Linked DNA regions of Mus musculus: region 1 is linked to region 2. A link is a loop called in an ENCODE intact Hi-C map of the cell type or tissue named here. Cell type or tissue: left cerebral cortex. All regions are shown on one strand. Each heading gives the region's core, and the rest is flanking DNA. Links, peaks and the distances in the headings are about the cores only.

Region 1 (4,398 bases), core at 255-4,254, 130 kb after region 2:
AGTTCTTGATAATTACTGCCATCAGAATGTTAAGTTTGAATTTGTATGTTGGCATATTTTAAACTTACAGACTTATTTTTAGTTAGGTGTAGGTGTGGGTGCACATGTGGGTATGTGCATTTGAGTGCAAATGCCCGAGGAGACCAGGCGTGTAGAACTCCTGGAGGTATGGTTACAGATGCTTGTGTGCTGAACTTAATTTTTTATGCTTGTATAAAAATCAAATCTTTAATTAGTAGAACATAATGTTTTCATATGTTTGTAATTCTCTTTGAAAGAGAAATCTTAACTTAGAAAACAAAATTTAGGAGTAATTTTATTCAAAATATTTGAAACATATAAAATTAAAATGATTGCTGACAATACCTTAAAAAAGAATGCATTTTAAAAAGCCAACTTAAATATAATTAAAATTCAAGTGGACTTAGTAAAGTACAGCCTTGCCTAGCAAGAAGATTATACATACATAGCACAGAGTACCAGCAGACTTGAGGGAAGAACACAGCACACAGTACCAGCAGACATGAGGGAAGAACATAGCACACAGTACCAGCAGACATGAGGGAAGAACACAGCACACAGTACCGGCAGACATGAGGGAAGAAGTTCTTGTCTCATGGCTCCAGAGAGTACTTCAGAGACACAGGTACTTTGCAACACTTCATGTCTCCTTTAACCTCATTACTGAAACATGAACCCCTACAAATTTGCCATTCATCAGTATGAACCCAGGCTAGCTTCCCCGAACAGTTTCTGTACTGGCCTGCTTTATTGTTATAGCAGAAGGGAACGGCAGAGCATATGGAAGAGTGAATGTCTACACATTAGTCTAATGGACACACTTTGGCTCACAGGGAGTAATTCATTGTAAATGCATTGTCAAAGCATCGGTGCTGTATAAGTTTGTGTTAATAAATTGTGTATGGTCAATAATTACAGAGGTGAGTGGCCCTTTAGCTTGTTTGGGTGAAACATTCTCTTGTTAATTTAAGAACAAGATTAGACTTTAGGGACTCTCCTTTGAGGCAATGAGCATAGATGGAAAGTCTCAAACACAAAATAACTCTCTGATAAGCCAGCAAGTTTGTATTCAAAGAGTACTTTAAAATATGTAAGTGGACTGTGTTATAACAGACAGCTTTGACATGGGCATTAACACGCTTTTACCACCTTACTGTCTGACTGAAAGGTATGTGACATGGTGCTTAGAAATATGTCCTTTGAATTTCAAAACGTTCATCTTGTTGCTTTTTTTTCTTTTTTTTTCTTTTTAAAGACAATGGACTGGAAGGCCTACATGAAGAAAGAGAACATATACAGAACATCTTCATGTACATATTTTGGTATTCACATTTTCTTTCTAGACTTGTTTTGTTTTGAGAAGCAGAGAAAAGATAAAATCGTTGCTAGGAAGTAGTCTACTAAGTTCAGGTTAGTCTGAGATTTGCATCCTGAGCCGTATCTTAGAAACACATCCCTAAGTAAGACAGACCCTGAATTAGCATAAGCACATAGATTCCCTCTCTTCTCTCCACCAAAGTCACTGATGAAGAAAGCAAGCACCAGGCCTTCTGGGGGCGGTGCCCAGATTATTAAACTGCCCAGGGAGTTGACTTCCCAGCATAGCTTCCTGGGAAAGTACCACCTTATTGACTTTAATGACTTTCTGGAAAGGGGAACCGCTACATTGTTTTAGGGTCTAAGACAATGTAGATGCTACCAATCATCTTAAGGAAAGGCTCTTCTCTGTTAGAAAGGAATCAGAGGATTTAGAAGGAGCTAACAATTTAAGTGAACACCTACAGCCACTGCCAGGAAGCCACCCCAAGGACCTTTGCTATCACCACCTGTTGAACCTGTGTGTGTGGCTGGCTGCAATTCACAGCAGTGAAGGGGCTAGCAATACCATGACAGAAAAGCATTTTTTCCCTGACAATCTATTGCACCCTTTGGGTTTAAGACTGCTTTTTACGAATTCTTTTCCAACCCCTCCTCCCCTCAGCCCCCATGTCCCTGCATAGGCGGTTCAGCTAAAGCCTTACAGACATTTTCCTGATGGAGCACTTCTGCATATTAAAAGCAGCAGCTTGCAAAGAGTCAATGCGGTCCTGGCTCCCACGCCTGATCAGCACAAAAACAGAAAAGGAGAGATTCGAGACTGGCAAGTTGTCCTCGCTGGAGACAGTCAATGGTGTGTTTTCTGCCTATTCATTCTCAGTATTGACATGAACCATTAACATCTGCAGAACTTGTTTTAGCTGGCAGAAGTTGGGTAGTGGGGGGTGGGGGTGGGCGGGCGGATTTGATTTAAAAGTCCAGTCCATTTCCAAGACAGTTGAATTATATTCAAAATACATTTCCAAAAAGTGCTAACAGAAAAATAAATATGAGGTTTCCAGTAAAGTTTCTCTCTCACTTCCTTTTTAACCCATTAAGAATGTGATCGGTGTTAAATAGCTCATGAAGAGGCTTTAAATTCAAAGCTGAGTCAAATTTAGGGCAAGGTAACTACAAACCACACAGTTCTGGGTTAGAAACAGAATGTTTAGACTTCATTTTCACATAAGCAAAACATTTTTATGTTCTTCATTAGTAGATAAGTTTTCAGTATACTGTTGTCAATCTAGATGTTAAAAAACTGTCAATTAGTCTATACTTAAAGTATGAACTTATTTCATGAAAATTATACTTCATATGCATCTTTGTTTAAAAGTTTATGTAAATAGAGTATCACACTCTCAATAATTGAAGTGAGAACATAAAACTAGGAAAGTTAGATATATAGAGGGGATGGCAATAAAAGTAATTCTTACAGGGAAGAAGCACAAGTTTGCATGGTAACCTAACTATAGATGCCGAGTGACTCGTAAAGACACATATACCTCAAATTTAAGTTTTAACATCCTAATCTAACTCATAATTAGAACTCTGACAGAGGCAACTGAGCCAGATGCCTAGCAGTTTCCAACTGCAGATGTGGAGTCAAATACCCGTGGTGTGATATGTGGATTCATAAAGAAGTGGGTAGGCCATGTCCTGATTGATGCATAGGAAAGTCCTCAGAATAGAGAGGGAAGTGGCAAAGACAGTCACACAGTAAGGGAGCTCTCAGCAAATTTGTGAGGATGTGGGTCCTAGACAGGGTTGAAGATAGTTCTCATAACAAATTATGCGCATCTCTCAGAGATATTCAGAGGAATGTGAAACCAATAATATCTAGAGGAGGCTCATTATTATGATACAGTTTCCGATAACCCAGGCATGAGCCAGGCATTAAACAATATAAGACTGTATAGGGAACAGAGGAAGCCCTGACCTGTACAATACTGAGTGCATATGTGCTGCTGGTGGAATGGGTGTGTTCATATCACTACTCTGTATCCTGGGAGAAAATGTCAAAGCCTCACTCAGGGCACCAAGTGCTGAGAGTTGACAATGTAGTCTGAAAATGTCCACCGTAGCTTTCTCTGCCCATATATTTACAGTCTGAATATTGTTCCCCTATAGAGACCACCCAACAGAGAGTAGCTATATCTGTCCCTTTATCCAGCAGCACACCATAAACTCTGCCTCCCTGTTTATCTATATGGAATACCCCTGTCTCCTTTTTTAGCTATATGCAGTCACCTTGCCTCAATGCTCATCTCTGTATAGAAAGCACACTGAGCTATGGTTTCTCCAGCAGAGAGTCCAGACTACCCAGCTCCAGCCTTCTATGTATTTGCCTTTTCTTCATTTCCTTGTCACCTCCAGTCAGGTCCAAGTCCCTGGAGCTATTCAAAGACTTGACAAAAAGAGCCCTTGAGATGGCTCAGGAGGTGAAGGTTCTTGCTGACAAGTCTGAAGACCCGAGTTCCATCCCTGGAACCCATTGTAGACCTGGAAAGAATAGACTTCTGCAAGTGGGCCCCTGACTTTTCCTCTGAAGTTTGTACATGTCTACTTACACACGATAACGAATGTCGACAAATAACAAATAAGTAAGCGGACAACCCTTTCTTGTTCACTTATCCACCAACACTGTGCTGCCACCGTGTTCAGCAGGCCACAGCGCATTAGAGAACTTGATATATCTTAGTTCAAAACTGAGATGTGTTGAAGGCAAAATACCTGATTTCAAACACTGGGCATGGAGGAAAGAATGTAGAATGTATACACAACTACAAAAACATAATATTTTTTATATGGTGAATATGGTAATATTGTTAATATGTTGAGTTAAAATATGATATTGAAATCGATCTGGGTTTTTGTTGTGGCATCTTGCTAATGTAGTACCTAGGAAATTTAAAGTTACAGACATGGATTCCAATGTGTCCTTCTGGCCAGTTCCCGGGGTAACAGACCGTGATTGGCTTACTTTGTAGTTGTTGGGCTGAGGCTGGTTATCTGATGCTC
Region 2 (4,398 bases), core at 242-4,241:
AGATGCATCGGAGGAAAACAAATGGGTTTCCTGACATCAAGAAACAGCAGCTTTGGGGGATCCTGTAATTAGCTCCTAATTGGCTGGATGAGACAGTGTTGCTGAAGATGTATGAAGTCAAAGACGAAGTATCATTTTAAAACGAGGCAAGTTTGGTGGGATGAACAAGGCAATGAAGGTGGGTTGGACGTTGCATCTTAGGACTCTGCCCAGCAGATGGCAGGAGTGTTGTTTAAAGCCTTTGCATAGAGGCCACCCTCCTAAAGTCGCCTTTGAGTTATTTGAATGAATGAATCTGGCCAAGCAGGCTCTCCATGGCCCTCTTTCAGAGAAGAGCAATGATTGGTGTGTAGTGAGACTGCCCCGGATAACCCATCAGGTCCCCAAATTTTGTTTCTTTCTCTCTCCCTGTCTATTTCTCAAGTCTCTTTTGGGAGGTATGAGGTTCTTGAGACAATGTCATCTCCCCTGTCCCCCATTCCCGCGTGTTTCCCCTTTCCGGGGGAACAGTGGCCCTGTAGCTCTAAGCTCTATTTCTCCTGCTATCCTGAAGCACTTAACAGACTGAGCAAGGGAAAGAGAAGGTGCCCACTCAAATTTAAAGTTTAACTTTCTTCACAGTCTTAATCAATAGGTGTATTCTTTAGCATATATCTATCCTACATCTAGATGTAGAGTCGAACTAGTTTTGCAACAGTGCCGCCGGCATCTTTCTCTGTCCACACGTCCTGGGGTTCCTGCCATGTCCATGAATTCGTGCACCACTTGACTTCCGGGTCATCACACAGATTCACGGTGTCAGGAAAGACTTGTTACCAGCACTTTAAAGAAGTCTCAGTGGAGCAGAGCCTAGTGACTCTGGGCAGAATTACAGCATCTCAGAGCAGCACATTTGGCCGCAGGGGAGCGCGAAATGAAGGAGTCAGTCGCCAGGGGATGGAAAGGGCGTCCCACTGGGACTAAGTAGATAACACAGTTGAAGATTGATGTAAACGTGAGTTCTTAATGGCCACTCCCAGCTCAGAGGTAAAGTCCAACACCACAGCCTGCCACTCCTGGCCCCATCTAGCCTTGCAGAACTGAGGACATGTTTTCGCCCCCTGGTGGAACAGGGGACTCACTACAGGGATTAAATTACAGGAAATAAAGTTTGTGTGTTTGTGGATGCAGATCTCTTCTGCCAAATTGCATTGAACATGGCTCCTGCCTGGACCCCAGCGGTGCTCACTCTGCCAGGAATATGCAGCATTGTCAGATCTAGATTCCGCGTATAATTTTAAAAAGTCCACCGTTCAGACCCATTTGATTTGATTGTTATGCTTTCCCCTCATTTCCATTCAACTTAATGAGCTTTTTATCTGTACTGTTTTAAGGCAGATCACTAAGAACCTTCCCTTTAAATATTTCAGTATGTTTTAAAAAGGCACTGTTAAGTAAAAATATTTTTAAGTGAAGATGTGGTGGCGTTCAGATAAAGGTTTACCACACACTAAACCACTGAACACTAGAACTCATTTACTCCTTTCATTATTATTTTCCTTTTTGGTGGTGTTGTGCCTTCCTCATGCCAGGCAAGCACAGACAATCGTATCTGTCATACGGATCTGTCTTCCGTTTTGGGTGAAATTGACACCAACTCTTCAGCACCACATTCAGCACCAAACACAAATTCAAATCGTAATTATTTGTGGTGCTGATGATGGACGTCTGAACTAGGTACGAGAGAGGCAAGCAGTATAGCCCTGAGCAGTACTCTCGGCACAAAGGACACTTATATCCGGATTTTCCAGACTGCCCCTCATTGTACAAACGAATGATGTAAAAAAAACATATATATATTTTTTTCTCACCCTTTACTTAAAACACAGGACTTGGGCTGAAGAGATGGCTCAGTGGTTAGGAGCACTGACCCAGGCTCAATTCCCGGCGCCCACATGGCAGTTCACAATTGTCTGTAACTCCTGCTCCAGGGCATCTGACACCCTCATGCATGCAGGAAAACCACCAGTCTCCTCCTCCTCCTCCTCCTCCTCCTCCTCCTCCTCCTCCTCCTCCTTCTTCGGACCCCTGAGGATGGGGAGAGGGGTCTAAATTGCTGTAGCCCTGAGAAGAATAGACTGACCTTTGGCTGTGGTCAGACAACTTCAGGGTAAGGGTAATGAGGCCATATATTCATCTTCCCAGAAAAAAAAAAAATCTTACCCATCTTACCATTATGGACCAGAGGCCTTTTCCTGGCCAACTTCCAAGCATTTTCTCAACGGCTAATGCTCACTAATCCTCAGCCTGACATTATCTTCGTTTTAGCAGCATATCTGGCTTTCGATCTGAATTATAAGCCACATGCAATAAAAGGGAACTGGAAATGATTCAAAGCTTTGCCAGGTATTCTGAGAAGCCCAGCTCATCTGTACGCAGGCGCAATACAGGCAAACTTCCGCTAGAGGGCGGCCTCAGACTGCATGATACCCTGCAGTTCTCCGGAACAAGTGGAGACTGCAGAGGTGCAAACCTCAGCCGACAGAGCAGCATGAATGTGGACGCATGCTCCCCCCCCCCCCCCGCTAGCAAATAATATCTATTTGTTGTTGTTTTGTCCCCCCACTTCCGGATTGGCTTCAATGAAAATCTGGCACATGTGGTAAAGAGAAATATGGAAGATTTCCTTTCGTTTCCTTTGCGAGTGAGCAGTGAACCCTCACTTACCTCTTAGGGAATTTGCAGTGTTGTATTTATAATTATCAAGAGAGGGAGGGAAATTAAAAACTTCGACTGCTTAGCTCTTCCGCAGTTGGTCTGTGGGCCCGAGGGACACTCCAGGAACTCCGTGTTCTGGCTTAGCTCCGTGGAAACCCTCAGGAATGGCCATTTGACCTCTCGCTGGGCCACCGGAGGAAATCAGCTTTGGTTAGATCAGATGAGACATAATTGGCTTTGGACTCGTTAGCGCACACTCCAGGCGAGCATTCCTTGCTGTTTTGAAAGGCCTGTGTTTTACTTGGATCAGCTCAGTGTACAGGGGAGTCAGTCACAGCTTGGGTGGCTGGGTGGATTAGCATTTTGTTTCCCAAGATCTGCTCTGCTTCTGGGTCTCCCCAGTTGACACGGTGCCGGGCTCAACCCCCAACTCCCGGCCTGAGGTCAGAGAGAGGGATATGTCTGTTGGCCTGCAAGGGTGGTTTGTAAAGAATATGGGGTCTGGGTGAGTTGAGAGGTGTTCAGGCCTTAGGTTCTGGAACCATGAATTTGCATTTGCTGGATCGAGAAGAATGCAAAAGTGAATAGATTTCAGCATCGGGAGTGGTGTAACTTTGTCCTCTGCCTCTAAGTCATGGCCCTGCCCAATCACTTTCCAATAATCAGAGTGATCCTTTTAAAACGTACCTCAGCTACAAAGTTTGAAGAGAGCTGGGGGTGGGGTGGGGTATGGAAGAAGCCGGAGAGAGAGAGGAGGGTACGGGAGAAGTTGGCGTGGGAAGAGTAGAGATGGATGCGATCAGTATACGTTGTATTCGTATTCATTCCTGACCTGCTCCTGAAGCATACTGAGTCTTTATATGGTGGCGCCCTGCCTCACGTGTAAGCAAAAAGTTCAGCTTCATACTGTCGGTGGTGGACCTTAGTATCATTTTGGAAGCCATTTATAATAAGGTGGGTTGGGTGTTTACTGCAAGAGAACGCAGTGAGCTTTATTGGGATTTCAAAGAGCAGTTTACTTGGTTTGAGTTCTACACCTAGAGCTTACAAAGGATGCTTCCGAGAGGCTCCGACGATTTTGGTAAAGCAAAGGGCCTTGACCTCTGTCCGTCTGTCTATCTATCATCTATCTATCTATCTATCTATCTATCTATCTATCTATCTATCTATCTATCTATCTAGAATGACTTTATTTTTCTAGAGGTCTCCTGTGTAGGCAAAGTGATTGAATGATAGATCTATCTATCTATCTATCTATCTATCTATCTATCTATCTATCTATCATCTATCTATCTATCTATCTATCTATCTATCTATCTATCTATCTATCTATCATCTACCTATCATCTTTTCTCAACATCTCAATCACTGGTAAAGGAGAATATATAGTAATCTGAAAATCAGTTACGAAGAGAAGCAATGACTGCAGAGACCTGCAGGCGGAGCTACTCAGCAGTCTGACTCCCTAGGAAATTGGTTCTTTGGGGGGTTTTGTTTCTCTTTCTGCAGCTGTTTCTTTTCTCTCCAGGTCCTTCTGCTTTCTGGGCAATGTCCAGTAGCCTTCTCTCACGGTGATTCTGATGTTGCCTGTGACTTCTACTTACTTTGTGGAATCACCATCGGCCACGGTCTGGCTCTGCCCAGTAACGTCGTTGTATTGTATGAATGAAAATGATTAGTTGTTGACCCTCAGTTTAGGTC

What was found. Peaks named below come from ENCODE experiments on the same cell type or tissue, not always from the same donor. Only the 100,000 strongest peaks of a DNase experiment are listed, where the experiment ranks them.
Region 1: it touches region 2 in a loop (2.6-fold over the local background); 2 of 42 quality-filtered maps call a loop at or near these places.

Annotation. Positions count from the first base shown.
Region 1 is chr5:67,660,834-67,665,231 of GRCm38, forward strand. All of the region lies in intron 27 of Atp8a1 (ATPase, aminophospholipid transporter (APLT), class I, type 8A, member 1), which reads right to left. Among named protein-coding and RNA genes, the nearest start is that of Gm15478, 23 kb to the left of the region's middle. In left cerebral cortex, for the core only: no CTCF peak of the experiment used is centred there; a DNase peak (open chromatin) is centred at 2,084.
Region 2 is chr5:67,530,101-67,534,498 of GRCm38, forward strand. No RefSeq gene overlaps it. Among named protein-coding and RNA genes, the nearest start is that of C330024D21Rik, 68 kb to the left of the region's middle. In left cerebral cortex, for the core only: CTCF peaks have their summits at 1,107 (motif pointing left), 2,437 (motif pointing right) and 4,159; DNase peaks (open chromatin) are centred at 1,104, 2,449 and 2,914; H3K4me3 peaks cover 490 bases.